Linked DNA regions of Homo sapiens: region 1 is linked to region 2. Evidence: read pairs that join two places in POLR2A ChIA-PET (ENCODE). Cell type or tissue: PC-9. All regions are shown on one strand. Links, peaks and the distances in the headings refer to the core of each region. The heading gives the core; the rest is flanking DNA. Region 1 overlaps LOC101928933 (a long non-coding RNA gene). Region 2 overlaps TOR1AIP2 (torsin 1A interacting protein 2).

Evidence for each region. ChIA-PET counts read pairs that join two places held together with the same protein. Peaks named below come from ENCODE experiments on the same cell type or tissue, not always from the same donor. Only the 100,000 strongest peaks of a DNase experiment are listed, where the experiment ranks them.
Region 1: POLR2A ChIA-PET joins it to region 2 with 10 read pairs; 4 of 35 experiments call an interaction of 5 or more read pairs at or near these places.

What each region holds. Positions count from the first base shown.
Region 1 is chr1:179,931,695-179,947,756 of GRCh38, forward strand. It overlaps LOC101928933 (a long non-coding RNA gene), which reads right to left. Exons shown (of 4, transcript XR_241158.4): 2 at 10,090-10,187. Among named protein-coding and RNA genes, the nearest start is that of CEP350, 15 kb to the right of the region's middle. In PC-9, for the core only: no CTCF peak of the experiment used is centred there; a DNase peak (open chromatin) is centred at 7,247.
Region 2 is chr1:179,859,208-179,875,269 of GRCh38, forward strand. TOR1AIP2 (torsin 1A interacting protein 2) reads right to left here. Exons shown (of 7, transcript NM_001199260.2): 3 at 6,229-6,647. Among named protein-coding and RNA genes, the nearest start is that of TOR1AIP2, 11 kb to the right of the region's middle. In PC-9, for the core only: CTCF peaks have their summits at 8,733 (motif pointing right) and 8,932; no DNase peak of the experiment used is centred there.

The DNA of each region.
Region 1 (16,062 bases), core at 3,458-11,457, 70 kb after region 2:
GGATTGCTGGAGCCCAGTTCAAGGCTGCAGTAAGCTGTGATTATGCCACTGCACTCCAGCCTAGGCGAAAGAGTGAGATTCTGTCTAAAAAAAAAAAAAAAGAAAGAAAAGAAATTTATTTTGGCAGAAGTACAAGGATTGGCACATGTTGTTGTGGTCCTTGTAGACTTTCAATGACAGATAAAGTAGTTCTATAATTAGGATAAAAATTAGAACAAGGGTAATAAAGAGTGAGTAATATTTTGGAGTCTTATACAGGCAGGGGCCAGACACTTGGGCCAGCTGTCAGCTTCTCACGTTGCCTGCTTCTTATTCCAAGACTGAGCAGCAGAGTGGTTCCTGGTAAATTTTAATTTCAGATAACCATCAGATTGAGATGTCCGTTCAGGAGACTTAGCCTTGAAAAACAAATTTTTTTATAACACCTGGACCAGTTCCTTACAGTAGGTGAGCACGTGACCTTTGATTAGATTTGATTCATAAAGTGCATGGGTCTTCCAGTAATTATCTCAAATGGGGATAACCAATGTTTTCCAAAAGGGGTAGGTCTAAGATTAAACAGCACCAAGGGCAAAACTTTTGGCCAGTACAGACTGAAAGATTCAACTAATTTTGCCAATTGAGTCCTTTTTTTTTTTTTTTGAGACGGAGTCTCGCTCTGTCGCCCAGGCTGGAGTGCAGTGGCACAATCTTGGCTCACTGCAAGCTCCACCTCCTCGGTTCACGCCATTCTCCTGCCTCAGCCTCCTGAGTAGCTGGGACCACAGGTGCCCGCCACCACGCCCGGCTAATCTTTTTTTTTTTTTTTTTTGTATTTTTAGTAGAGACAGGGTTTCACTGTGTTAGCCAGGATGGTCTCGATCTCCTGATCTCATGATCTGCCCGCCTCGACCTCCCAAAGTGCTGGGATTACAGGCGTGAGCCACCGTGCCTGGCGCCGATTGAGTCTTAATTGTTCCATCAGTATGTTCCACTAATCAAGAGGACTGTCAGTGGTGGCCACAGTGGAAATGCAGAATAGGCAAAATTTTACATATTGATTTTATATTCTGCCTAGCAAAATGAGTGCCTTCGTCACTGTACAGTTCTGAGGGTACACCCCATATGGGGATTATTTTTTCCTAATAAGATTTAACTTACTGCTTAGGCTGTTAGTCTGCAATGGGGAAAGGCTTCCACCCAGTGGGAAAACATATAAATCATAACCAAAACAAATTTATATCATTGAGATGGTAGTAGCTAGATAAAATCCATCTGTCATATCTCAAAAGATCCTGAAGCTAAAGGAAAACACCCTATGGAACTATGAATATGTTTTCTAGGGTTGTATTTGGGACAGACTTGGGATCTTTGCTAAACTTTGCTAAACTTGAGAAGCAACCTTTGGGGAGGGTTTCCAATAATATTATCATTTTATCCCCAATGGGTTAAGTGATTAATATAATCTAAAATTTGATCTTGGAGGCCCCCTGGCAAGACTGATCTCTTATGGAGCCCATGCTATAGGCTGGTGTATTACTCATGGTTCTCCAGAGGATGTATGAAAGGGAGTTTATTAGGAAGAACTGGCTCACACAATCACAAGTCGAAGTCCCACTACAGGCCGTGTGCAAGCTGGGGAAGAAAGAAGCCAGTAGTGGCTCAGTCTGAGTCCAAAAGCCTCAAAAGCAAAGAAGCTGACAGTGCAGCCTTCAGTCTGTGGCCAAAGGTCCAAGAGCCACCAGAAAACCACTGGTGTAAGTCCAAGAATCCAAAGGCCAAAGAACCTGAAGTCTGATGTCCAAGGGCAGGGGGAACAGAGGGAAGCATCCATCATGGGAGAAAGATGAAACCCAGAAGACTCAGCAAGCCAGCTTATCCCACTTTTTTCCACCTGCTTTGTTCTAGCCATGCTGGCAGCCAACTGGATGGTGCCCACCTACATTGAGGGTGGGTCTTCCTCTCCCAGTCTACCTACTCAAATGTCAGTCTCCTCTGGCGACACCCTCACAAACACACTCAAAAACAATACTTTACCAGCTACCTAAGCATCTTTCAATTCAATCAAGTTGACACCTAATATTAATGTTAACCATCACAGCTGGTTTTAGAGTCATGAAAACATTCTTCAGTTTTCCTATCTTTTTTTCAATTTGGGGGCTGTCATGCATTGTGGATACAGGTCTTGATTATATTGCATTGGCCATTAGAGGATCTGAAGGAGTATTGAGTTTGGGTGGTTGGTTCATAGAAGCTGCAGCTTTTGCAGCTCTGTCAGTCAAGTCATTTCCTTTACCTTCTTTAGAATCAGTTTTTTTTTTGTGTGTCATGGAATTTTAATTATTGCTAAAGATTTAGGTTTTTAGGTAGCATCAAGTAATTTCAGGACATAGTCACTGTTTTTTTTAATCTTTTGGCCAGTAGAGTTCAGAAAATCTTTGTTTCCAGAGCATAACAAAATCACGTTTGACCCCAGAAGCACAGTGTCTATCAGTATAGGTATTTGCAGTCTTATTAATTGCCAGGATACTTAGGAGAGAGCAAAGAGTTCTGTCTGCTGTGCAGAAGTAGTCTTGGGTAGGGAACCACTTTCAATGGTTTCAGACAGTGAGACAACAGCATAGCCAGCTTGACATTTCCCTGAGGTATTTCAAGGTAGAATCCATCAGTAAACCAGACAAATTCAGCATTTGGAATGGGGACTTCCTATAGGTTTTTTCTGGGGGTTAGTGTTATATAGTCATGTGGTGTCTCGTCAGAAGGAAGAAGAGATAAGGTGGCAGGATTCAAAGAGTTACAGCAATCAATAGTTACATTAGAGGGATGATAATAATAGGATCTATAAGAAGTGAGTCTGCTAGCAGTGAGTCGTTGGAGGTATGGATTGAAATTAATGGAGATCCTATCATTAATTATTTGATCGCACTTAATAAATTTGCAGTGGCTATGATAGCTCACATATAGGATAGGAGTCATGTTGCCCCAGGACCTGTTGGCTATAATATTTGAGGGGACTGATGGTCTCCATGCCTTCAGGTAAAAACCCCTAAGCCATTTTCATTTTGTTCATGAACAAAAACGGAAAGGGGGAGACTCTAGAATGCCCTAATGCAGGGGGCCCAAGAAGATTCTCCTCAGTATTTTCAAAAGAGGAGAAGGCTTCTCAGGCCACTGTAGGGGTTCAAAGTGGCCCGTTTTTAGGAGGTAATACAGAATCTGAGCCATGGCAGAGAAATTTGAGATTCATTATCTAGTGCTCTGTTAATCTCAAGAACTCAGAGAGTTGTCTTTTGGTCATGGGAACAGGAAAAGCCAAGATTGATTTTTTTTTTGGAGATAGAGTCTCACTCTGTCACCCAGGCTGGAGTGCAGTGGCGCAATGTCGGCTCCCTGCAACCTCCTCCTCCCAGGCTCAAGCAATTCTCCTGCCTCAGCCTCCTGAGTAGCTGGGACTACAGGCACATGACACCATGCCCAGGTAAATTTTTTTTGTTGTTGTTGTTGTTTTAGTAGAGACGTGGTTTCACTGTGTTAGCCAAGATGGTCTTGATCACCTGACCTTGTGATCTGCCTACCTCGGCCTCCCAAAGTGCTGGGATTAGAGGCATGAGCCACCACGCCCGGCCCAAGATTGATTTTATTCTTTGGGGATCGAGCAAAAGACCCTGTCCTGAAATTAGATGTCCTAAATATTTCACTTGTGAGAGAGAAAGTTGTAGCTTCTCTTTTGAAGCTTTATGGCTTTTAGTGGCTACTTTCTTTAATAGACAGTGGCTGTCCTCTATGGAAGCCTTTAAGGTAAAGGAACAAAGTAATAAGTCATCCACATATTTTATGAGAACAGAATGCAAAGGAAGTGCCAAATCTGCTATGTCTGTTTTTAAGACTTGGGAGAAGTATTTGGGACTATCAGCATACCCCAGAGGCATTACTGTCCAGGTATATTGTTGTCCTTTCCGTGTTAAGGCAAAAAGATACTGGCTAGCTGGATCAACAAGGATGATTAAAAAAAAAAAAGAAAAAAGAAAAAAAAGCACTGCAGAGGTCAATCACAGTGAAAACCTGACTACCTGGTGGTATGGCGGATAGTAATGTATGCAGGCTAGGTACAACAAGATAATGGAGTATTAAAATGTTATTGATGGCTTCTAAGTCCAGGACAGATCTCCATCCCTGGTTATTAGGTTTTTGTACTCATAGAATGGGGGTATTACCTGGGCTAGTGCATGGAATAATTAGTCCCTGCTTGAGGTAGTCCTCAAAAATTGGTTTGATTCCCTGAATGGCTTCCTAGTATAAGGGAATCAAATTGTTTAATGTTTGGAAGTCTTTTTGTTTCATCTATTTGTATGTTAATTGGTTGTGCTGAATGAAAACAGTCAATATCTGTGGTGCATTTGGACCATAAGTTTTCAGAGTAGAGAGGTTAGTAGGTCTTGAAATGTTTCACTAGGTGATACTTTCTCCTTGTTTTCAAGAACTGAAAATATAGAGATGGAAAGTACAGTGAGTTCCTTGAGGGTTCCCTCTATAGTAGTTTTTTTCCAGTAGTAATTGCATTTCCCCCTTTTGGAAGAAAGAAATTCGAGCTTTGTGGGCTTCCAAGAAAATTTCAGCCAATTAAGTGAATGAGAGCTGAAGGGACTAACAGAAACTGATAAGGGCCCTGGAGTTCCCCAAGTCAAAATGCTATGGGGAAATGGCCTCTTTCACTGCAACTGGGGACTCATCTTGTCTATGCAAAGATCTGCTGGGCCACTGGGACATAGTCTTCTGGATCCAGGTCCCTTGTCAGTGTTCCCACACAGTCCCAGTACCCTCCTTGGATCTTCTCCAGGTCCATCTGGAAAGCCCCATCAACCTTGGAGTCCTCATGAGACTAATGGCAAGCCTGGGCTCAGAGTCTCTTCTAGTGCTGGGACAGCTGCAGTAATCACAGCCTAAGGGAACATATCAGTCAGTCTGCTTAGAATCCCTGGAAGGACCTCTGAAGAAGAACAGGCACAGATAAAGCCAGACCGTGAAGACTGAAATAAATACCTAATACTTCAATGTGCAGACATCATTGCATCTACATAGGCATCAAGAGCATTCAGGGAAATATGACCTCACCAAACAGACAAAATAAGGTGCCAGAGATTGACCCTAAAGTGATGGAGATGTGTAATTCTCCGACAAAAAATTCAAAATAGCTGTTTTAAGGAAGTTCAATGAACTTCAAGAAAACATTGAGAATCCATTCAGAAATGTATCAGTGAAGTTTAACAAAGAGATTGAAACAATAAACACAAAAATTAAGCGGGAATCCTGGAACTACAAATTACAATAGATGAAAAATGCAATAGAAAGCATCAACAGCAGAATTGATCGAACAGAAGAATCAGTGAGCTTGAAGACAGACTATTTGAAAATATAGTCAGAGTAGAAAAAAGAAATGAAAAGGAATGAACAAAGTATATGGGATCTATGGGACAACATCAATATTTTCCAGGATGTTGTGGTTGGCAGTGTACAGTTTGGCCCAGTTCAAGGGTTCAAGGCAAGTCCTTGATTTTTGTACATGGAAGTTTATAGGACATGCAGGCAGTCTTTCTTAGAATGGCTTTGCACAGCCACGTGGTGTAATGGAATAGTTATACATTCTGGATTCAGAAAAGGGAGGTTCAAATTCTAGCTATACCACTTCTCCAACCTTGTGACCATAAGCAAATCATTTCACCTTTCCAATAAATTTCCTTATCTGTGAAAGAGGACTGATGGTAATATATCATAGAGTTTGATAAGAATTAAACAAGACAAAATATATGAAAGTATTGAGGTTATTAGAGGTTATACAAGTGTTTGTCATATATGTGTTATATAGAATACATATGTTATAACCATTTATATATATAATGAAAATTAGAATATATACACATTTAATACATGATCAGTGTATGTTAGAATGTTTTTCAATTCCTGCTTAATAATACATGTAATCACATATATTTCCAAAACCAGCTACCACTTCATTATTACTCTTATTTCTGCCTGACAGTTTTTCAGCTGCTTTTTCCCCTTTATAATATTTTGTGGGCTTTCTGTTAATGCAGTAGGATTTGTAACCAAATGCTCACAGATTCTCATTCCTTTTTCAACAGGTGGGTGCACTCAGTCCTGGGATTCCAGGAGTGTTTTTAGTAGTCAGTGAGTCTCACTAAAACCTGAGGGTCTTCTTCCAGGCTGGGCACCCAGCTGCCTTTTTCTGTTTTTGGAAGGACCACAGAAAATCTCCTGTCAAAAGTTTAAAACTTTCCACTGCCTGTAAATAGGGTGATTCATCCCTTGTAAAATATAACCTGGTTTGATTACATATAACCTCATTCTGACATATCCTTCAGCTTTTTAAAAAATTGCAGCTGTCTTGCTATAAGATGTCCCATTGCATATTTCATTTGTATTATTAGGCTATAAATCAGCATCAAAACAGAGAGATGCTCTTAAGAGAGACACTCTTCTTTTTAAGAGTGTTCTAAGAATAAGGCATTGCCTTTGTATAGTTAAAGTGATTACCATGCCTGTTAGCTACACTACTTCAAGGAAGCCCCCATTGGGAATATATTAAAGAAGATACTCAACATTGAAAGAAACTAATCTTTGAAGGTTTGTAAAGATTAAATGTAGGAAAACATAATTTTTAAAGCTTAAAAACATTCCCAAATAACACATTTCAGAAGTACTCTTTTTCTTAACTGGTATAAAACTTAATTTAGAGAAATAGGAAAGACTTAGTAGTTAGATTTAAATATATTGGCTGTCTGATTCACAAATCTTGTTGAAGACATTAACAAAATGGAAGCAAATCATAGCAATTAAATGGATCAAAATTGGCCTCATCTCCCCACCACCAGAATTTACCATTTTTATATATGTTATAGATTTGTACATATACATTGAATTATTTTGGCTTTTATTTATGTAAATGTCAGACTACAAACATCATTTAAGCAACTTCATTTTTTTTTACTCAACAATGCTTTTTTTAAATAATGCTTTTAAGATATACCCATTGTTTCTGTCTCACAATTGCTACAGTAAATGAGTCTATGATTCTAAGTCTTTGTTTGTTTGTTTGTTTGTTTAAAGCCAGCCTCAGGTTTGCTAAATCCCAGTTTGCTTTTGACCTTACCAGAAATAAAGGAGGAAGAAACTAACTCCATTGCTTGGCTTTATTCCAAGAGCACTTCACTACTAATCTTAAGGAGAGATTAGCCAACAAAAGTGAAACGTGGATCTGAAGCAATATTCCAGACATGTAATTTAATCCCCAAAACTACTTTGTTCTGAACAACCAGATACTTAAGAAGTGGATTTGTTCTGCCTTGGATTTCCAGCTAGTTCCTCCTAGCTTATCTCACTGATGGATGAATTAATTCACCCGTCCATTCAATGAGTTTTTATTAACTGTCAGCTAAATGCACAGCACTGCATTAAACAAGTTGTTTTATTTTTGATTGTGAATAACTAACTTTGTGAAGGGCATCTTTATTCTTTTTTGTCATCTTTACATATTACAGCATGTACTTCCTAAATCCTAGTTACCTTTCCCAACCACTATGAACCAATAACTCAAACAAGGTGGTGATTTAGCTGTTTGTCCTATAGTTCCACTAAATCTTCAAGATGTATCCTATACTTCAAAAAAAGATACATACCTTAAAATTAGAATTCCTGCTAATACTAAGTCCACAGGGATTAAATTCGTTATTCTAGAGTCACAGGGCAAGTCATTGTGAGTACAAGGTTTGCAATCAGATGTAGGTTAGATCAACAATACCCTGCTACTGAACTATGAAAGTTTTAAGCCCTTATAAACCCTGAGCTATTTTATCACAAGAATTTCATTCTCAGCAACTGGTTTGTGCAAAATCAATGTTAATTATAATTATAGATTATTTGGGGTGTCGATTTTAACATCTTTTTTAAAGTCATGAAATAAATTCCCAGACCATCCAAAATGAATTTGTGCTTATTTAGGCTTGTTTGTTGCTAAATTCATTTAGGCACAAGGTAGATTGAAGATCTCTCTGATCTTTTCCCTGGAGTGATGCCTTGACTTTCATAGATAGCAATACACTGTTACCTAGCAATAAAGCAGAACCCATCTGTTTTCATATTTACCAAGAAGAGATTGTAAGTAAAGTCAATGAGGTAAAGGGCCCTGTTTTAATTTTACTAGACTCTGTTTAATTAGAGTTTCTTCTGTTCCAAGCTATGGCTTTTCACAATGGTCAGGTTAACTTCATATTTAGAAGAGTGAGATTCTGAGCCACTGATGAGCCCAAATTTCAAGTTTCTCTTTTTCTGTGTGGTAGACAAACATTGTTTCCTTACTGGTATTTTATCTGTCACTCCAAATGGCTGAATACTCAAAGAACTTTAAGGTACATTCTACATGATTTTTTATGTGTTTTGTGTTTTAGGTATCTGATCAGCAACAGGTTCCATCATGTGCCCTCCCACAGAGTCTCAAAATCTCAGGGCAATTCCTTTGAGTTGAGTTGCGGTCTCAGGGCTGAGTAGCATCCATCATGAGACAAACACAATGTTGTTGAGATAGACTCATACCTGGAGATCTGCCCAGTGAAAAACAGACTCTGCTTAGGTTGTCCAGTGCATTCTCACCAAAGGCAAAGTCTTGCTGTGTTTTTCTTCTAAGGCTATTAGGATGATCAAATAAATGGGCTAAAGCCCACTGAAAACACTGCAATAAGGTATCATACCTCATGCTTAGCTGATACCTAGCCTGCACTGGTTTTGTTATTTAAATATTAACATAATTCCACAGTGATTGGTAAATAGCTGCTGATTTCCAAAATCTAACAACCAAGGAGCTTACACCCAGTCCAATAAGGAGGGCCTCTGATTCTGCTCCATTCTGACTGGCTCCCAATTTTAGTGATTATGTTTTAATGTCCTTCCTGCCCAAAACAAATGTGAAAATAAAAGTGAATGAGGCTAGATGCGGTGGCTCATGCCTGTAATCTCAGGACTTTGGGAGGCCGAGAGGGGTGGAACACCTGAGGTCAGTAGTTTGAGACCAGCCTGGCCAACATGGTGAAACCCTGTCTCTACTAAAAATACATAAAATTAGCTGGGCCTGGTGGCAGGTGCCTGTAATCCCAGCTACGTGGGAGGCTGAGGCAGAAGAATCACTTGAACCTGGGAGGTGGAGGTTGCAGTGAGCCGAGATCGCGCCATTGCACTCCAGCCTGGGCAACAAGAGTGGAAACTCTGTCACACACAAAAAAAAAAAAAATTAGCTGGCCATGGTGGTAGGTGCCTGTAATCCCAGCTACTTGGGAGGCTGAGGCAGGAGAATCACTTGAACCAGGGAGGCGGAGTTTGCAGTGAGCCAAGATGACGCCACTACACTCCAGCCTGGGTGACAGAGCGAGACTCCGTCTCAAAAAAAAGGAATGAAACAACAAATGTATATACAAATAGACTATGGTTTACAAATATAACTTCTAGCTACTAATGCTGAATAACAAATTATCCTGAAAGCTAGTGGATTAAAATAACAATATTTATTATGCTCACAATTCTACAATTTGGGCGTACTTGGTGGAGCGGCTTGTTGCTGTTCCAGTTGGTGTTAGCTGGGGTAGCTTAATGGTTGGTGTAATGGTTAATTTTATGTGTCAATTTAGCAAGGTCATAGGACCCAGATACTTGGTTAAACACCAGTGTGGATGTTGCTTTGAAGGTATTTTTTAAACGAGATTAACATTTAAATAAGTAAACTTTAAGTAAAGTAAATTACCCTCCATAATGTGGGTGGGGCTCATCCAATCAGTTTCTTAAGTAAAAACACACTGAGGAAACAGAAGAGAGGATTCTGCCAGCAGATTGCCTTTGGACTTGAGCTGCAACATCAACTTCCATGGGTCTCTGACTTGCTGGTCTACCCTGCAGACGTCAGACTTGCCAGCCTCTGTAATCATGTGATAACTTCTCCGGAGAACCCTGACTAAGACAGCTGGGAACTGGAATAATCTGGAGTCCTTAATCCATCACATGTCTGGTGGTTAACACTGGAAAGACTTAAACAATTGGGATTAGGAATACCTGGGGCTTCTTGGGCATCTCCATCTCATAGTCTTCCAGGATGGCAGCTTCAGGTGAACTTTTTTCATGTCAGATCAGGATTCCAAAAGCATTTGTCCCTAGAAAGAGAAAACAGAGCAGAATCTGAATTTTTTATGACTTAACTTCTGAGGTCACATTGTACCATTTATGATGTCTTCTATTGGTTGAGGCCATTACAAATGCCCACCCAGACTCAAGAAGAGGGAACTCAGACCCCATCTCTCAATGCAGAAATGTCAACATCACATTATAAGAAAAACATGTGGGATGAAATATATTGGTGCAACCATCTTTGGAAGATACCATCTGCCTCACTAATGTTTTCAAATTCTAAAACATATTTTCTATTTATTTAGAGTTACTAATGCTTGATGCTCTACTTTTAGAGTGGATCTACTAGTTAATCATTCTTTTTTTTTCCTTTTTTCACTTTAAGTGGTTATTTTATTATTAGAGAGATGTATACTTGAAAAACTTAATTTCCAGTTTTTAATTCCCCTAAATTTTATTTATTTATTTATTTATTTATTTTTGAGACAGTGTCTCACTTTGTCGCCTAGGCTGGAGTGCATGGTGCAATCTCAGCTCACTGCAACCTCTGCCTCCCGGGTTCATGCAATTCTCGTGCCTCAGCTGGGAACCACCAGGCCCAGCTAATTTTTGCATTTTTAGTAGAGACAGGAGTTCACCATGTTGCCCAGGCTGGTCTCGAATTCCTGGCCTCAGGTGATCCACCCACCTCAGCCTCCCAAAGTGCTGGGATTACAGGTGTGAGCCATTGCACCCAGCCGTAATTCTCCTAAATTTTAATATCTTGATTTTTTTCTTAAAGTCACACAAAGTAAGTTCAACGTAAAACTAAGAAGTTTTCATGTGTCCCTTAAGGCTAGAAAACTGTTTTATAAAAGAACATGTAATGAGAATGCAATTAACGAAATTGCCATCGAAGACAATGTAATTGTTTGGCTTGAGTGAATCCCAATTTGGACAATGTTAGCATCATCTTCGAGTCTCTTTTTACTTAGAACCAGCTGTTCTGCTTTTCCACGCCTCTTTCCCTGGTAGGAATTTAGGTAGAGGTGGGGATGGGTTGAGGCAAGAAGATGACATCTCTTGGCTGGTTTGAAAAAGTACCTTAGCTTATGCAGCCAAAAAACACATGAAAAAATGCTCATCATCACTGGCCATCAGAGAAATGCAAATCAAAACCACAATGAGATACCATCTCACACCAGTTAGAATGGCAATCATTAAAAAGTCAGGAAACCACAGGTGCTGGAGAGGATGTGGAGAAATAGGAACACTTTTACACTGTTGGCGGGACTGTAAACTAGTTCAACCATTGTGGAAGTCAGTGTGGCGATTCCTCAGGGATCTAGAACTAGAAATACCATTTGACCCAGCCATCCCATTACTGGGTATATACCCAAAGGACTATAAATCCTGCTGCTATAAAGACACATGCACACATATGTTTATTGCGGCATTATTCACAATAGCAAAGACTTGGAACCAACCCAAATGTCCAACAATGATAGACTGGATTAAGAAAATGTGGCACATATACACCATGGAATACTATGCAGCCATAAAAAATGATGAGTTCACGTCCTTTGTAGGGACATGGATGAAATTGGAAATCATCATTCTCAGTAAACTATCGCAAGAACAAAAAACCAAACACTGCATATTCTCACTCATAGGTGGGAATTGAACAATGAGATCACATGGACACAGGAAGGGGAATATCACACTCTGGGGACTGTTGTGGGGTGGGGGGAGGGGGGAGGGATAGCATTGGGAGATATACTTAATGCTAGATGACAAGTTAGTGGGTGCAGCGCACCAGCATGGTACATGTATACATATGTAACTAACCTGCACAATGTGTACATGTACCCTAAAACTTAAAGTATAATAAAAAAATAAAATAAAAATAAATCCAAAAATAAATAAATAAATAAATAAATAAAAGAAAAAGTAGCTTAGAGCCAGGATGGGTAGAGTTGATTCTGCCCTACCGTTCCCTAGGGGTAGTTACTTCTTACTGGAACTGCTGCTAATTTACCTTCAAGGTAGTTGCTGCTGTTTTTTCTTAAATTTTGGCTTAAACTTCGATAAAAATAACAACTGTATTTGTCTGTCCAGGGTTACAAAGAGGAAAAGTTTCTTAAGCCTCAAATCAGTAGGATATCATTTCAACTGTGTGAAGTTATTTTCTTGTAACCTTTATGCCTCCTTCTTGGCTGTTCTTTCTCCCATTCCCCACTAGTATATTAAAATTTCTATTATTTATTTTTATTTTAAAAATTTATTATTTAATATTTTGAAAATAAAAAAGCTACAAAGATAATAATACAATCATCTGTGTATCCACACCTAGCTTAAGAAATCAAATGTTACCAACATAGTTGAAGCTTCCTATGTTCACCCCTACCACATATTAATCTCTTCTGCTCCCTCAGGAGGTAATCACTTTTCTGAATTTAGTATTTTTTATTCCTCAGCACTTAAAAATCTTTTACTACATTTGTATGTGTTCCTAAATAATCTATACCAGTACTGTGCATGCTTTTAAGCTTTATGGAAGTGGCATCATACTATATATATCTATCTGCAACCTTTTTATTTTTATTTTTTGAGACGGAGTCTCGCTCTGTCGCCAGGCTGGAGTGCAGTGGCATGATCTCGGCTCACTGCCACCTCCGCCTCCCGGGTTCAAGCGATTCTCCTGCCTCAGCCTCCCGAGTAGCTGGGACTACAGGCGCCCACCACCACACCCAGCTAATTTTTTTGTTTTTTTGAGATGGAGTTTTGCTCTTGTTGCCCAGGCTGGAGTGCAATGGTGCGATCTCGGCTCAGCACAACCTCGGCCTCCTGGGTTCAAGTGATTCTCCTGTCTCAGCCTCCCGAGTAGCTGGGATTATAGGCATGCACCACCATGCCTAGCTAATTTTTTGTATTTTTGGTAGAGATAGGGTTTCTCCATGTTGGTGAGGCTGGTCTCAAACTCCCGATCTCAGATGATCCACCCACCTCAGCCTCCCAAAGTTGTGGGATTACAGGCGTGAGCCACCGCGTCTGGCCTGCAATCTGCTTTTTAAAAATTATATTTGTGTGATACATCCTTAAATTTATTTTCACTGTTTCTTGGTCTTTCATTGTATGAATATTCCTCAGTTTACTACCCATTCTTTTATTGATGGACATGTTATTTCCTATTTTTGCTATTATAAACGATGCTTCTGTAAAATTCCTTGTACTTGTCTCCTTGTGCACCTGGGTGAGTTTCTTACGGCGGCGAACCATTTAATCCAAGTCTGCAGTGAGATAAGAAGCTTGTGTAAAAATATATATCATCATACTGTCTCCTTCATTAAGGAAGTCTTATCTAAAAAAAGTCAGCTTGGCTGGGCACGGTGGCTCACGCCTGTAATCCCAGCACTTTGGGACGCCGAGGCGGGCAGATCACGAGGTCAGGAGATCGAGACCATCCTGGCTAACACGGTGAAACCCCATCTCTACTAAAAATACAAAAAATTAGCTGGGCGTGGTGGCGGGCGCCTGTAGTCCCAGCTACTGGGGAGGCTGAGGCAGGAGAATGGCGTGAACCCGGAGGGCGGAGGTTGCAGTGAGCCGAGATCCCGCCACTGCACTCCAGCCTGGGGGACAGAGTGAGACTCCGTCTCAAAAAAAAAAAAAAAGTCAGCTCATCCCTAAATAGTATATTTAGTGACATAGTTGATTTACATCCTTGCATGAGTTCTTTATCTTATTGGTCTAGTAACAAAGAGTTTGAGAATGTGGACTATTTTGAATGAAATTGTTGGGTCATGGTCATATCTTCAGTTTTACTGCATATTTCCAAAATGTTTTATAAAATCATTGTACCAACTTACACAGCCCTCAGAAGTGAATAAAAACTCCCACTGTTTCACATCTTTGCCAACATGTAATAACATCAGACCTTTTAATTTTTGCAAATCTGGATATAAAGTTTGGCTTAAACTCTGACAAAAGTATCAAATGACTTCTCATTATGGTTTTATTTTGTCTTTCCTTGATTGCTAATGATATAAAGCATCTTGCCATTTTTCAGAAACTGGTTTTTAGGCTGGGCATGGTGGCCACTCATGCCTATAATTCTAGCACTATCGAAGGTGGAGGTGGAAGGATGGCTTGGGCCCAGAGTTTAAGGCCAGCCTGGGCAATGTGACCTGGTCTCTACTAAAAATGTAAAAATTAGCCAGGTGTGGTGGCATGTACCTGTGGTCCCAGCCATTCAGGAGGCTGAGATGGGAGGATCACTTGAGCCCAAGGAGTCTGAGGTTACAGTGAGCTGTGGTCATACCACTCCAGCCTGGCCCATAGAGTGAAACCCTGTGTCAAAAAAATATAAGGCCAGATGCAATGGCTCATGCCTGTAATCCCAGCACTTTGAGAGGCTGAGGTGGGTGGACCACTTAAGCTCAGGAGTTTGAGACAAGCCTGGTCAATGAAGTGATATCCCATCTCTACAAAAAATACAAAAACTAGGTGGGTGTGGTGGCGCATGCCTGTAGTCCCAGCTACTCAGGAGGCTTAGATGAGAGGATGGCTTGAGCCTGGGAAGTTTCAGTGAGCCAAGATCATGCCCCTGCTCTCCAGCCTGGAGGACAGAGCTAGACCCTGTCTCAAAAAACATAAAATAAAATAAAGTAAGATAAGATAAGATAAAATAAAATAAAATGATTTTTAGGGTTTTTATAAGCATTGAACTTTTCTGGACTGTTGCTGCTAATTTTCAATTTTTCTTTATAATTTCTTCCTTTTATTCAATGTTCCAAAGGTAAACCATGTTTGCTTATTGCTTTTTAATTCTCTTTTTCCTATTTCTTTCTCCTTTTATCATTTCATTCTTGCCTGTGGAATGTTATTGATGCTTCTATGACTGGCTTTCTGCTTTTCTATCTCTACCATTACTTTTTGCTGGCTCAGGTTCTCTCAGAATCCTTCTTTTTGGGCCAGTTGTGGTGGCTCACACCTGTAATCCCAACACTTTGGGAGACCAGTGCAGGAGGACCCCTTAAGCCCAGGAGTTCAAGACCAGCCTAGGCAACACGGCGACACCCCATCTCTACAAGAAATACAAAAATTAGCTGACCGCGCCACTGCACCCCAGGCCGGGCAACAGAGTGAGACCCTGTCTCAAAACAAACAAACAAAAAGAATCCTTCCTTTTGGTAAAGGTTATGTCTTTGGTAAAGGTCATTATTCATGCATGCGACTAAACAAGACTCAGGGGTGTAATAATAGAAGCAACTTTATTTTGTTCTCTCACTGTCCTAAGTGGGGAAATTCCTTTTACTCCTGCGTAAAAACTCAGGCAAGCCCCATGACTTTTCTCATCCATTGTAGTTAATAAAAGTCTTATATCACATTAGCTTGCAAACACAGTATTAATTTAGTAATAAAATATTCAGCCCAGTATATGAATCAACATTTTAATCTTTACTCAAAGGTACAACTTCTATCCGTTTTGATCTAGGACTTCCTGCATTAGTGCTGCCTCCTTCCATGAAGTGAGGCGTGGTCCTTCTTTTCTCCTTTCCTGTCTGGAGTATATCCGTTTCCTCAGGTTTGCTAATTATTATTCCTACCCTGCCCAGGGTGGAAGGCAGGGAACTGAGGAGTCAGGGAAGAGCCGTAAGGGATACAAGAACATTCTTACGTGACTGGTACTGTTGTAAGGTGGCTTTACCCCAGGCTTGGTAGATAGGTAAAGCCCATTGTTTCTCTTAGAGGTCCTGGGTTCTTTAAGGATTCTCCTGCTCAGCCTCTGCAGCTACAACTCTCTGGATGTGTATATTGCCTCCCCTTTGGGTGGCCACTCCCAGTGTCCTGTAGCCAAATATTCCTCTTTCTCTGGGGTCCACTCAAGCTGGTAGGCTGCCTCCTTAGGGGGATCCCTTC
Region 2 (16,062 bases), core at 6,355-14,354:
TTGAGTGCCTTCTTTGTGCCAGGCATCATTCACAGCACTTTATTAACTCGTTTAATCTTCACAACAATCTTATGAGGTGTAGACTATTAATATTCCTACTATTTTAGAGATGAGGAAACTGAGATACAGAAAAGTTAAGAACGTTACCCAAGAACACGTGACTACTGAGGGCAGTTAGGATTTGAACTCAGGTAGTCTAGCTGTGGGACCTAACCATGACACTTTTAAAAGCTTGTATTAAGCATACCACAAGCACCCTGACTCTGGAAAACTTACATCTAGGTTTGAATTGTGACTCCAGTACATATGACCTGAGTGAATTTGTACATATCCTTCAACTTTTCTCTATTTCTTCTTTTTCCTTTTCAGGGAACTACCACTTCAGGAATTTGTTTATTTCAGTGTTGTGGAAAGTCTCAGGTGATAAAAGTCATACAGCAATTATATCTACCATAATTAAGATTATAAAATGGGCCTAAACATTGTGACAAAAATCTGCCTTCGGTCATCCATCCCTCCAGGCCTTTTAATCTTTACACCCAAGACCATCTGACTTATACTACAGGCTCAACCTCATCCCCAAACCAATCCTGTCCTTCATCAGGAGAGATTTAAGAAGTTTTTTGTTTTTGTTTTTAGATAAAGGGCCTTACTCTGTTGCCCAGGCTGGAGGGCAGTAGTACCATCATAGCTCACTGCAGCCTCAAGCTCATAGCTCACTGAGGCTCAAGTGATCCTCCCACCTCAGCCTCCTGAGTAGCTGGGACTACAGGCACATACCACCACATCCAGCTAATTTTTTTCTTTTTAAAACTTTTTTGTAGAGTTGGGGGTCTCACTATGTTGCTCAGGCTTGTTTTGAACTCCTGGGCTCAAGCCATCCTCCTGCCTCAGCCTCCCAAAGTGCTGGAATTACAGTGAGCCACCAGCCAATAAGTTTATAATAATTCAGCCATCAGTTCAAACAATTGGCTTAGTTCTAAAACTAAGACTCGGTGGACACGGCGGCTCATGCCTATAATCCCAGCACTTTGGGAGGCCCAGGTGAGAGGATCGCTTGAGGCCAGGAGCTCAAGACCAGCTTGGGCAACATGGCGATACTCCATCTCTACAAAAATAAAAAAATTAGCTGGGCATGGTGGTGCAAGCCTGTAGTCACAGCTACTTAGGGGGCTGAAGTGGGAGGATCACTTGAGCCCAGAAGGTCAAGGCTGCAGTGAGCCATGATGGCGCCACTGCACTCCAGCCTAGGTGACAGAACGAGACTCTGTCTCAAAAAAACAAAACAAAACAAGTAAGACTCTACCTTATTCCCCAGTTCTAACTTCTGCTTTTGCTTTCTTGCCCTACATCTTTCCTCATCCTAAAGATTTAGTATGTGCCATATGTTTGGTATATGTTATTGCACTTAAACCTCACAACAGTATGAGGTAGGTATTATTACACAACCTTTTTCACAGATGAAGAAACTAGATACAGAGAGGTTAAAATGCCTAAGGTCATTTAATAGTATCAGAATTAGAATAGAAACCCAGCTGGCTGCAAGGCCATTATTTTGCCTCTATAAAAAGCAATTTTCAAGCTGTGTCCCCAAAATTCCATGGAGACTCAGGGTTGCCAGGGAGACTGGAGAGATGAACGGGCTGCGGCTCATCTCACTTTTACAGACAGCTATGACATGTGGACTGCCACATATTCTTTGGATGCCATGGACTCATTTCTGCCTTCCTGTTTGCCTGGGCTTCCTTCACCTGTAACTCAGAGATGAATCTTACCTCACTCACTCATATCCCCCAACAGCCACCTCTTTGGTGGATGTATTTTCTTTCCGGTCTGCCCTTGCATGTTTCCATTAACCTTTTCACTCCCTGGACTGCCATAAAATAACAGGGAGTAGTTATAATGGTCATTTTAGAAATGCTACCATAACATATAAGCAATATTACCAACTCTTCCACACTATAAAAATAGAGACGAGTGTAGCTCACACTATTTAAAACACTGGATAACCCTCCAGATCATTTGTCATTACAATTAATTTTACCAACACAGCATTTATATTTTAATAAAATTCATTATTCATATCAACTATGGAGTATTCTAGAATAACCTGCAATATTTTAAGCCATATGAAGACATACTAGAAAGACCTAAGGTGAAAAGCTTTGTTCAAAGGCTTCCTCAATTTTCTCCTTTGCTCAATTTTATGAGCTCTACTACATGATGTTGATTTCTGACAGCTTATCATATAACAGGTATGTGATGTTTGAAGGCAAAGTAACCCTCTTAATATTAAAATTAATATTTTTGATTCATTTTTCTTGCCCATATATTCACATAGTTTATAATGACACTGAACAAAACTGTTTGTGAAGAAGACTGAAACATTCCTGATTAGTTTAATTAATGAGAAAAATGTGGCTGAGTTATGACCTAAATTATTAACAGTGATCTTCAGTCTGACATGAAATCTCTTTTTACATAGCCAGTATTACCAAATAAATGGTACTATCTTGCAGTACTATGAGTATTCTGCTCCCATCCTTTTAAGCCAGATAAGTAAACACTATGGACATATTACTACAGCATTTCTCAAAGTATGGTCTAGAGAGCACCTGCATCAGAATCTCCAAAGGTACTATTTATATCTTTTATGTTGTTTTTTTTTCTTGAAAGAGACAGTGGTCTGACTATCTTGCCCAGGCTGGTCTTGAACTCCTGGGCTCAAGTGATCCTGCTGCCTCAACCTCTGAAGTAGCTGTGGTAACAGGTACATGCCATGGCACCCGGCATGAGGTGTTATTTATAATATGCAGATTCCTGGGCCCTACAAGCAACCTGAGGAATCAAAATTTCTAAAGCAGACCAAGAAATCTCCATTTTTAAACAAGCTCTCACAGGTACTGCTTAGGTATTGATTTGAGAAATCAATGATATAAATCCTTTTAATCTGATCTTACTATTTAATGGAGATATTGACTAAAACAAAAACAAAAACCTTTTCTCTATTTTGCTGATATTTAAATTTTCACATTTGTAGAATGTTTCTTAGTATATGTCCTTGTAACATAAGCATTCTCTAATAATTAAAAAATTTAGGGGCAATAATACTGATCATAATACTATTCTCGAAAGCACTCTCTCAAAGTAAATTTTCACTTTTTAGGAGGAGTTGTAGGATAGTGAAATTCTTCATTAAAGAGTTAGTGATAAACTAACTAGTCTTCAGTCAATTTAGCAGTTCACATAGTTTATTCAGCAATATAACAGGAGAGAACCTCCATTGTAAGAGACATAAGGCAGATACAGGGTGCATCTCTGGGGTACATTCTTCATACAGACTAACAAATAACTTCAGGTTTCACAACATGTAGCAAGTATGATTTGTTGCACACCAACAGCCATTCATTCCTCACGTTTTCCTTGCTAAAAGAGCCCTGGTCAGGCACGGTGGCTATGCCTGTAATCCCAGCACTGTCGGAGGTCAGGGCAGGTGGATCATCTGAGGTCAGGAGTTCAAGACCAGCCTGGCCAACATGGTGAAACCCCGTCTCTACTAAAAACACAAAAATTAGCCAGACATGGTGGCGGGCACCTGTAATCCCCACTACTCAGGAGGCTGAGGCAGGAGAATTGCTTGAACCTAGGAGGTGGAGGTTACAGTAAGCCGAGATCGTGCCACTACACTCCATCCTGGGCAAGAGAGCGAGACTCCGTCAAAAAAAAAAAAAAAAAAGGGCTGGGCACAGTGGCTCATGCCTGTAATCCCAGCACTTTGGGAGGCCAAGGCGGGTGGATCATGAGATCAAGAGATCAAGACCATCCTGGCCAACAATGGTGAAACCCCATCTCTACTAAAAATACAAAAATTAGCCAAGTGTGGTGGCGCACACCTGTAGTCCCAGCTACTCGGGAGGCTGAGGCAGGAGAATTGCTTGAACCCGGAAGGCAGAGGTTGCAGTGAACCAAGACTGCCACTGCACTCCAGCCTGGGCGACAGAGTGAGACTCTGTCTCAAAAAAAAAAAAAAAAAAAAAAAAGCCCTGATTTCTTCAATGGAGGCAATGTGGCCTACCCAGGCAATGCTAACCCTATTCCCCTTTGCCAAGGTTTCCCAGGCTCCCTTGTAAACTGGTACTTTCTAATGAGATGTAAGAAGAAATTTGCTAGGGATTTTTGGGAAAGACTTGATTCCCAAATAAAACACTGACTTGAAAGAAAGCCTTTTGCTCTCTACTTCCAGCCTTTCCTAGGGATTAAAATGTCTGTTACAACAAGAAGTCATATTGTACTCATTGAGAAAAAAAAACCTAACGATAAAAAGCAAACATGGATCCTAGGCCGGGTAGGGTGGCTCACGCCTGTAATCCCAGCACCTTGGGAGACCGAGGTGGGAGGATGGCTTGAGCCTAGGAGTTGGAGACCAGCCTGGGTCATACAGCAAGACTCTGTCACTATTTTTTAAAAAGCAAAAAAAAAAAAAAAAAAAAAGAGGATCGCAAGGGGGAAGGACACAAAGAAGCTGGGACCTTGATAATATTGATAATATTGCTAAAAGCACTAGATACCTAGATACCTGGCATGTTAAGTGTAATTTAAAAATTGTTCAGTGGCCTTTGAGATGTTTTCAACAGCTTTTTCTAAGTGGCTTAACCCCAACTCTGGGTCCATGATTTTCATGAAAGTCCAGAATGTGGCCAATGTTCAGCAGACCTCCTTAGTTCTAAGAAAGATGCTTCCTCTAGACTGTTCATAATATATATGAAGTCAGGCTTGATAATTTCTTTTGTCATACATCTCCTGATAGGTACTTTTCCATTTCCAGGGGAGGACGTTGTAAATTCAGTCACCACAAAGACAAGACAGTCTTTTGTTTATGTAAAGCCACGTAAGTATGGACAGGTGGCATTTCTGCATGTTTCTGCATAACCTATATAGGTGTTTCCTAATAGAATGTGATTTATCTGACAGTGACCAGTTATCAATAATCTCACAGCCACACTGAGGATGGGCCAAACAGGGCCAATGATGAATAAATGGCTATATAAGAGCAAATTTTATCTATCTATCTATTTATATATATATCTCATCACTGACCAATGCATAAGAGGTGAGTTTACAACAGTGTAATTTCTTATTAAAATTCACTGGACTAATCTAGGATCCAGCTATAACGAGGCTGCTTTCCCACAAAAGTTATCATTAGAAATACCACTATGAAGCACACAGTATAGGACTTCCCCTCTAGGACTACTTTGTCATATGACACTCATTAGGTTGCAGAAATTTTTTTAGGAGTGGTAAGTTAGTTCCAAAACAGTTTATAGGAAATACGGATTAGCCTCAGTCTAGATGAACAGATTAGCCTCAGTCTAGATGAACAGGCTGGCTGGAATACTAACTAAATTCATGTGAATAAAATATGTATAGGCCACGGAAGCAGATCCAACAATTTAAGCAGTTCCCAAAGTAGTGACAATCTGGGTCAGACTTAGAAATGAATTATTTTTCCATCTTCCTTGGGCTACCTACACAAAAGCCTCTAGACTTGACAATTTTGACTATTATAGAAGCTATTTGTTTTGGCCCAGTTTTTTGTTTAAGGTTTTATCTGTTCTGGTCAAGATTAACTGTAATGCAGGGTTAAAACCAGCTACTCGAGAGTCATGTATTCTTTTTCTAACCAGTGGAGGACCCAGAAGAAATGGATGGCAAGCTTTCTCAAAGGTCCATCTGGTGAGATTCTGGGGAGCCCACTCAAGTGGGAAAGACCAAGGAAGAACAAGGCTTCTATTAGCAGGATTATCAGGATAACACTCAGGACAATAATCAGCTCTGTTAATACGGTCTAAGAATACCTGGTAACATTCATTTTCAACAAGTTCAGTTTGGTACAACCAGTGGCCTAGTTCTAAACTAGGGAACCACTGTTGTCCACAATCAGGGCAATGTGAATTATCTGAAAACATCTGGACCTAGAAAGACAACACAGACAGCAATGTGACAGCAAGAGACAACAGTGACAGAGAGAGACGCCCAAACACCAGTCCTATTACAGGTTTCGTTTACCAATTTCTTAGTTCAACCAATATTATTTGGAGAGCCAAATAAACTTGGCTTGCACCTCCGTGCAATTCTTCAAGATTTCGTTGTCTATTTTTCACTCAATTGCAACTCAGTCTCTGAACTCAGGGACCGATCCAGTTTATAATGTTATCAGTCACTTACTAGCAGTACAGATCTCAGGATAGCTCCTTCAAATCCCAGCTTCTCAAGAAGAGATAGGGCTCTAGTCTAAATTAGTTATATTTTTCTTATGCGTCATCAGCTGCTGGTGGTGTCACACAGAGGCACTTGGCTTACTCTGCTTTGTTGGTAAGGTTATTGTGTCTGCTTGGTGAAACAGAGGAGCTGACAGGTCCAATGGGTCTTTTGTTGGCGCTGGCACTCTTGCCGTTGTAACACACGTACCCAAGTCTTAAGGCCTTGGCACTTTATAGCAATGTAGAGGGGTCAGAAAAACCTGGCAGAGTCCTCTTGATCGTGGATCCAATGAAGTCTGTCTTGGGAGGACATTAATCAGGACCCAATTGCTGTGAAGAAGCTGATGCTCAGTTGGCTGAAGAGTCTGGGAATGCGTCACATACCTGTAAATGATAAAACTTCAGACGACTCATGGGTTTTGCAGTTGTTCACATTATTATTAGAAACATGCATTTGGAAATTATTCAGGTTAGTTAAGGCAGATAAGAAATGTCTCATGGGTTTTCCCATGACTATTTAACATGGGTTCAAACCAACTGATATGTTGGCACTAGGAAGAATTCTGGATCATTTATACTAGGACTAGCTTAATTTCTTAGGACTATATTTCTTCTTTACTCCATGTGTGCCTTGGGAATAATAAGGTCTGTATAATCACGTCTAACCTGGTAAAACTTAGCGATCTCTTGTACGTCTCTTCTGTGAAATGGGTGCCACATATGGTATCCCCATAATGTATGGGATAACATTAATGATGACAGCCTTTCCATAATAGGTTTCAATCCATCCAAAAAAAAAAAAAGCTTACACAGTTTTTAGATAATATTCTTAAAAGCTAACCATAGAAAGTTGAATGAAATCCTTTTGAAGGCTAAAAAAAAGTCAAAAATCAAGAGGGGCAAGTCTAATTGCTCACCATCTAGTTGTTTGTTATTCTTGTTTGTTTTTTTTTCTTTTTGAGACAGAGTTTCATTCTTGTTGCCCAGGCTGGAGTGCAATGGCACAATCTTGGCTTACTGCAATCTCCGCCTCCTGGGTTCAAGCGATTCTCCTGCTTCAGCCTCCCAAGTATTACAGGTATGTGCCACCATGCCCGGCTAATTTTGTATTTTTAGTAGAGACGGGCTTTCTCCATGTTGGTCAGGCTGGTCTCGAACTCCCGACCTCAGGTGATCCGCCCACCTTGGTTTCCCAAAGTGCCGGGATTACAGGAGTGAGCCACCGTGCCCGGGTGCCCACCACCTAGTTTTATTGGTTTATACACCGTGTCATTCTGAGAAGGCAAGTAAGGCACAGCCCTGAGCAATAGTCCTGAGCTATTCTTGGAAAATGCATAGTAAATAAGTTGGAATTTGCAGATGTTATCATCATCTTTGCATTCCTTCATGACACTGGATGTAGCATGTAAATAAGGTGGGACAGTAGGATGTATGGAGCAACTAGAAGGCCACCTAGAGGGTATCACAGAATCAGAATACTATATATACCATGCCTTTCTCCAATGTTCTTTTTGTAAATTCTGAGACTTGATCCTATGAGAGTAATAAGAGACGCTGGGGAGGGCATGAGTTAAAATATAAAGATCTGGCCTGAAAAATAGAAGGAATTATAGCCTTAGTTGTGGTAAGCCAAAGCACTCTCCTTACAGAAGTAATAGCTGTGATTCTCAGATTTTAAAATGGTAAATTTAAAAGGCGAATGAAGAGGCTCTGATAGTGCTACGACAACATGGGGCCCATATTTTGATGGAAGTCCCAGAGCGGGTGAAATAGAGTCAAGTAGACATACTGATGTGTTTTCTGAGGTTAGGTAACAATGTACGGGTGAGGGCTACTAATTCAGTTCCTCAGGCAGAGTGGACAAAAGGCTTGGTTTCCGACTCAATGACTAGATACTTGGTGCTGATAGCACAGGGCATAATAGATTTCCCTGAGGGTCTGCTGACAAGAGCTACCAGTGAAAGCTTCAGCTACTGAATTAAATCTTGGGTCTCTAGTCATGGTACAGAGAGATGACGAATAAAACTCCCACAATGGTGGATAAACACAAAAGATAAAAAATTAAAAGTCTGACATTTAATTGATCAGATTTTACATTTTTAGAGTGAAATCAAGTAAATGCAACAAGATACTATTGTAGTGTCAGCAAGATACTATTTCACATCTACCACACTACAAAAACTGACAAAGGGGGTTCCACATACTATAGCAAAAACCACTCCTCCCAGAGGACTCTATTGGTAGGAGTCAAGAGAAAGCCCTAAAGCTCCAAGTGCTCAGAATAATTCCATCCATTCCCCAACCTTCAGTTTTACAACTTCAAGAATCAAACAAGCACTAGAATTCCAAGTATTCCTGCATCAAGAGAACTCCACCGTTCCATATGTTTCAGACAAGTCTTCCCTCCTCTCCTGGTCCTTTAAACCTCTGTAGGCAAGAGCCACCAGGGGGCCCCAGAACTCCAAATGCTCAAAATAATACCACCCATTACCAGCTTCCTCACTCATTCTTTAGCCTTAGAGCTACTGGATGAGTAGGAGTGAAGAGAGGGGCCTGGGAAAATGCTCCTGGCAAGATTCCTAACCCCTATCCCCACCCCAACACTCACAGCTTCAATACAGCTTCAATTATCTGCTTGAAAGCATCAGGACCAATCTCATACCTATATCTCTGTTCATGTCAATCACCACCTGAAACACAGGACTTCTTGGTTATATCCCATCCCCTTAGCCTCAAATCCCCCCATATGGCTCTATCAGCAATGCAATAACAAGTACTACTAGGCTTGCTTTATTTTTTTCACATAAAACAGGTACCATTTTGCTATATTATTTATTTTGGCTATTTTTCTCCACTAAAATATAAACTCCCTGAAAGCAGGACATTTTACCTTTCTATTTACTGCTATAGTGTCCAATAAATATTTCTGGAATGAATAAATGACAAAAATAAAATGTAACTTGAATTCTTATAGTCTAATGACAAGACTATAAATCTGTACAATCACTTTTGGAATTGGCATTACCTAGTAAAACTGAAGATGTGCATTTCCTATAACTCAGCAGTTGCACTCTTAGGCACATACCCTAGAGAAACTGCACCTGTACATTTAAAAACATGAATAAAAATATTCATGGTAGCACTGTGTAATAGCAAAATAACAGCCACAATGGCCACGAACGGGAGAATGAATAAATTAAGGTATTGCTGTACAATAGGATACTGTCATTCTAAACACAGATGAAACTCAAGAATGTTGAGCTTAAAAAAAAAATGCAAGTAGCACAAGGAAAAAAATAAACACATGCACACATTCTTATATAAACTTTCCACTTACATAAAGTTTCAAAAGGATATAAAATTAATGTGTTGTTTAGGGATATTTTTTTGAGACGGAGTTTCACTCTTGTTGCTCAGGCTGGAGGGCAATGGTGCAATCTTGGCTCACTGCAACCTCCGCCTCCTGAGTTCAAGTGATTCTCTTGCTTCAACCTCCCGAGTAGCTGGGATTACAGGTATGCACCACCATGCCCGGCTACTTTTGTATTTTTAGGAGAGACGGGGTTTCTCCATGTTGGTCAGGTTGGTCTTGAACTCCCAACCTCAGGTGATCTGCCCGCCTCAGCCTCCCAAAGTGCTGGTATTATAGGCATGAGCCACCACCCCAGCCCAACTGTGTATTTTTAGTAGAAACGGGGTTTCTCCATGTTGGTCAGGCTGGTCTCGAACTCCGAACCTCAGGTGATCCGCCCGCCTCAGCCTCCCAAAGTGCTGGGATTACAGGCGTAAGCCACCGTGCCCGGCTGCAATAAAGCTTTAAAAAAAAAAAAAGAAGTATTAAGTCCAAACCTGAGGATAATTATTACCTCTGATGGGAGAGGGAAGGGTGGGGGATGGAGGGCATTCAAAGAATTTCAAAGATAATTGTAATTTTGTTTTCTTTAACTGGGTGAAGGTACAAGAATACCCACTGTATCATAAATCCTAATAGCTTACAGCATCTCTATTCAATATTTTATAATGTTTAAAAGAGAAAGAGGTTAATAAGCAAAACCAAACTTTCACACTGTGGACAAGACCAGTAGCAGTTAATCTGCTCAGAGGCAAAGCAGGTAACTTACATTGGGATAAAGAAGAGCAATATAGAAGGATATGGATCTTTGTTTTCCTCACAAAATTTTAAGCAACCATCTCTTCATAGAAATAAGGTAAAAGAAGCCTACCTAATGGTTGTACAAAAGAGGGTTTATCTTAGCATACTCTCTGAAGGCATGAATTTCTGTGTAGGGAAGTTGCTATTTCACATGACGCCTTTGTACAAATTAGAAAAAGGCACAGTTCCTCCAAGCAATATACAACTCAGAAAACTTTATTTGGCAGGATATTAAACAGTATACAGTAACCCTCTGTCAGATAATAACACTTAGTAGCTAACACTTATGGAGTGCTATTTTCTGTTCTAAACACTTTATTCGTATTAACTCATTTAATCTGCTCACAAAGCCAAAGGATACTCTTCCACTATGAATAAATATTGGCGGTGGGAGAAATCACCCCTCATAATTTTTCACTTCCACACCAAAAAATACAGGATAAACTTCCAGGAGTCCTGAATCCTCTGAAATTACATGTAAAAATCTTTACGGCTGGGCACGGTGGTTTACGCCTGTAATCCCAGCACTTTGGGAGGCCAAGGCGGGTGGATCACGAGGTCAGGAGATGGAGACCATCCTGGCTAACACATGGTGAAACCCTGTCTCTACTAAAAATACAAAAAAATTAGCCAGCCGTGGTGGCGGGCGCCTGTAGTCCCAGCTACTCAGGAGGCTGAGGCAGGAGAATGGCGTGAACCCAGGAGGCGGAGCTTGCAGTGAGCCAAGATCGCGCCACTGCACTCCAGCCTGGGGGACAGAGTGAGACTCCATTTCCAAAAAAAAAAAAATTTTTTTTACATACACATGTGCATTTTTTTCCAAAAAGATGGTACATCCTTTTAAACTCCTAGAGGAATCTGAAATGATTCAGGACCATTAGGCACTATGGTTCCTAACCATTTTGCTATCAAAGGTAACTTTTTTCCAATCCCACCCCTCCTCCTCCATTTTGGAAAGATGTCCAAACAATCTGCAGTCTTGTAATAATTTCGTTTTCTCATTTTTAGTAATCGGATATGTAGATCTGCCAAACAGAAGTTCTAATAAAACAAAAAACTAATGCTACTAGCCTTGGTTTAAAAACTTCCATTATTTTAAATTAGACAAAATACTTTATATCCCTATAACACAGAGTTGGAAAGATCTGGATATCCTAAAACTGGCTTCCTTTCTCAACTTCATTAGCTTAAGTCCTAAGCAGCTGATTTAAGGTAAGTATATGACTATCATTAGGTTTTTAGAAATGCTAAATAAAAATACCTTGAGAACTACCATTACTTTATGATTGTTAAACATAATTGTTTCACTTATTTGAGGAGCGCACCATGTGCTAGGCCCAATGCCAAGTACTATGGATACAGAAAGAAAATCATTCAGGACTTCTAGATGTCTAGGGAATCCAGACTGGAACCAGTGATTTAGGTGAAGGCTAAGGGCTCTTAGAGGGATATAAAAAGATCCCCTGTAGGCTAAGGGCTCTTAGAGGGATATAAAAAGATCCCCTGTAGAGATCACAGGAAATTTAGGGAGGCCCACAGCAAAAGCTGGGATGCTTGTATTTTCAAACCTCCTTCACTAAAAACAGTGAGCAAAAAAACAAAATTTGAGGAGCTTCTCTACTGCACAAATGCTATACAAAAGAAAATACAAATCAGGGGTTTTGTGTATGTAAACTAAAATAAATTTAAGATCCTTCCTGAAACTTTATTAAAAGAAAATTTAGAAAAGAAAATAGTACTTTCACACCAAAATAGAAAATGTAGTTCTATTTAATCCACTGAAATTTACATCAACTAACCATGGCAACTTTTTAATTAACTTCTCTAAATAGTCTATCTTGTTCTTTGCTATTTCCTGAATGTATGTTAGTAAGTTCAAATCTGCCTTCAATAGATAAAAATTCCCTTATTCTTTTTTGTGGTAGCATAATAATTAAGTTTCAGACTGAGTCTGGATTGGAATGACTTTTCCAGGCAATTTATCCCTTAGACTTCAGCCTCAACCAATTCCTCATATGATACATAAAATCAAGATAGGCACATAGAAAAAGTATAAATGCTTTAAACTCTCTTGAATTCCCATTTTAAATATTTTCTTCTAGGGGGTACTACAGTCAAGGCTAATCAATAATCATAACTTTTTTTGTATGAGATGGTTTCTCCAATAAGTTTCATACACAAAGTGAAATCTTAAGAGTTTCCTATTTCACAACTACCTTAGATAATGAGAGATTAAGGAGTATGAAAAAAGGAATCATTCTTCTTTTTGAATTCATATAATCTAAAATAATTTTTTGTTGAAAATAAAATGCTCCTGGAAAAAAGTCAACTTGTTTTGTGAGAAACTACTTTTAATTTGGCAATCTTGAGATCACTGAGAGAAGGCATATGGATGACAATCTTCAGTACTATTTAGTACACACACTGTTCCCTCTTTAGAACAGAGAAGCCAAATAAAAAATATTACCCAAGGTTAGAAAATAGCTGCAGAATGTTCTCCTCTCTCTTGCCCCAGGAACTGACAAACGAAACAGGTGTGTATGCATTGCTACCATACTTTTTGAGGGGCATGGCCATAAAGGAGAACAACTGGTTTGGAAACCTACTGGTACATTTCTATCTATGTTGCTCTAATGCTCCAAAAGCCCATGGTCCAAATTCTGTCTACAATTTCACTTCAAAACACCAGCAGCCAAACCTTTAAGGCTAATACACAACTTTCAACAGTCAGATCTGGTGCCAAGCTTAGGTATTTCTATAACTTGTGCTAGCTATTTATTGTCTGTCTAAAACTAAATTTCTAAGTCTTGCCCACTCCTCTGTACCATATCCACTGTCATAATATCCCAGCATTATTATTTTCACAATTTTTCGTTTCTCTGTATTTTCACTAACTGGTGACTTATTCTAGATTTTTGAAAGAAGTTTGAAAAAGTACTAGCCTCGGAACAAAAAGCACTCTACTTCCTTAGGGAATTGTTTTTTACACAGGAATTGAATGCCTGGCGCAGATCAAATTCTACAGATATTTTCTGAGTGCAGAAAGCCTTCCTTTCCTACTTACCCTTTTTCATACTCCCTCCCAACTCCTTTGACTTGTATCTCTAGTTTCGGTTGACCACGTAGAGGTATTAAGCTATGCACGAAGGATCTAAGAGTTTGCTAAGATTTCTGACAGTGGGTGGCACAACTGACTGCCAGGTTTAGTTCAACTTCCCTAATCACTTTTAGTATCTACTTCAAGTCAACATATTTTTATTAAACTTTTTATTTTGAACTAATTTTAGACTTACAGAAAAGTTGCAAAAATAGCACACAGTTCCATTATATCCTTCATCTAGCATCTTACATAATTAAAGCATAGTTATCGAAAACAAGAAATCAACATTGGCACAATTCAATTAACTAGAGGCCATATTCAGATTTCACGATTTCTTTTAGTTGTTATTTTTCCTTAGTGTCTAGTCTATGACAGTTCCTCAGTCTTTACCTGTCATTTGTGACCCTTTCTTGTCTTTGTGACCTTGACACTTTTGAAGAATACTGGTCAGTTATTTTGGGTTCGGTGTTTTTTGTTTTTAAAAATAGACACGTGGTCTTGCTATGTTGCCTAGGCTGGTCTCGAACTCCTGGGCTCAAGCGATCCTCTTGCCTTGGCTTCCCAAAATGCTGGGATTACAGACATGAGCCTCTGCACCTGACCTGGCCAGTTATTTTGTAGAATGTTCCTCAGTTTAGAGTTTTACAATATTTTATCATGATTAGAAAGATAAAAAGATTATGCATTTTTGGCAAGAATAACAAACGTCACAGAAATGCCGCTGTGTCCTTCTCACTGCCTCTTTGGGTTCATGATGTCCTTGTCTCATTACTGGTGATGTTAACCTTGATCACTTTGTTAACATAGTACCTCCACTGTCGGATTACTATTTTTTCTTTGTAGTTAATAATTATCCTGGGAGAGATACTTTGAGACTATGTAAATATTCTGATTTTCCTCTAACTGGATTTTGTCTGCAACAACTACTATGGTACTGTTTCCCTAATGGTGGTTTTGTATTTCCTTCTTTCCTTCTATGTTTATTAAATGGAATTCTTCTGTTAGAGTTGTCCCTTCTCCCCTACTTATTTATTCACTCAGCAATATCAGTATGAACTCATTTTATTTTATGGGTTAAAGTCCAATACTATCATTATTCATTTTATTGCTCAAATTGTTCCAACCTGGATACCAGGAACTCCTTCAAGTTGGCTCTTGGGTCCTTTCGACAAGGTCCCTAACTTTTTGTAGCATTTCCTTACTTTCAAGCACCATAAGATTTTTCAGGCTCATCTTGTATTTTCTCTGCTCCCGCACTAAATCAGCCACTTCTCTAAAAAGTCCTAGTTCCTTTAAAAACCAAGATCTGAATGCTCAGTGCTACTGGGGTATAACTATCAAGTCAACAATATGGACAACAAGTGTTTGTTTCCTTACTATATTAAACTCACTAGCTGGGAATCACTAGCATTACCTGGGAGCTTGCTAAAAGTACAAATTCAGGCCCCAACCTAGACCCACTAGACCAGAATCTCTGAGAGCCTCCTACAGGAATTTATGTTTTAACAGATTTGCCAGATGACTCTGGTGTTCACTATAAAGTAGCTGGGTGTGGCAGTGTGTGCCTGCAGTCTCAGTTATTTGGGAGACTGAGGTGGGAGGATCGCTTGAGCTCAGGAGTTCAAGTTTGCAGTAAGCCATGATAGTGCCACTATACTCCAGCCTGGGCAACACAGCAAGTCCTTGTCTCAAAAGAAAAAGAAAAGAAAAAATAGTTATAAAGTACCTTTATACAGTACTTCAAAATATACTGTAGTCAGGTATGGTGGCTCATGCCTATAATCCCAGCCTTTTAGGAGGTTCAGGCAGGAGAGGACTGCTTGAGCCCAACGGTTCAGAGACCAGCCTAGGCAACATATCGAGACCTTGTTCATACAAAAAATACAAAAATTAGTCAGGTATGGTGGTGTGTGCCTGTAGTCTCAGCTACTTGGAAGGCTGAGGTAGGAGGATCACTTGAGACTGGGAGGTCAAGGATGCAGTGAGCCGTGATTGTGCCACTGCACTCCAGCCTGGATAAGAGAGAGAGATCCTATCTCAAAAAAGAAACAAACAAAAAACTGTAAATACTGTTACTTTTATACAAAGAAAGTTATAAGTCAGCCTCCAGGATCAAGTCCAATCTACAAATATGACCTAACATCCATAAAGCAAATCTACAAATATAGAACCCAATATAGCACTATCCTCTAAGGTCAGACTGCCTAGACCTGAATGACTGCTCCAGCTTCTGACTTGGTGTTTCTCTCTCTCTCTCTATGCCCTTGGTTTTCTTTGTTTTTTGTTTTGTTTTTGAGATGGAGTCTCGCTCTGTCGCCCAGGCTGGAGTGCAATGGCGCGTACTCAGCTCACTGTAACCTCCGCCTCCCAGGTTCAAATGATTCTCCTGCCTCAAGCCTCCCGAGAAGCTGGGATTACAGGTGCCCGCCACCACGCCCAGCTAATTTCTTTGTATTTTTAGTAGGGACAGGGTTTCACCATGTTGGCCAGGTTGGTCTCAAACTCCTGACCTCAAGTGATCCACCCACCTTGGCCTCCCAAAGTGC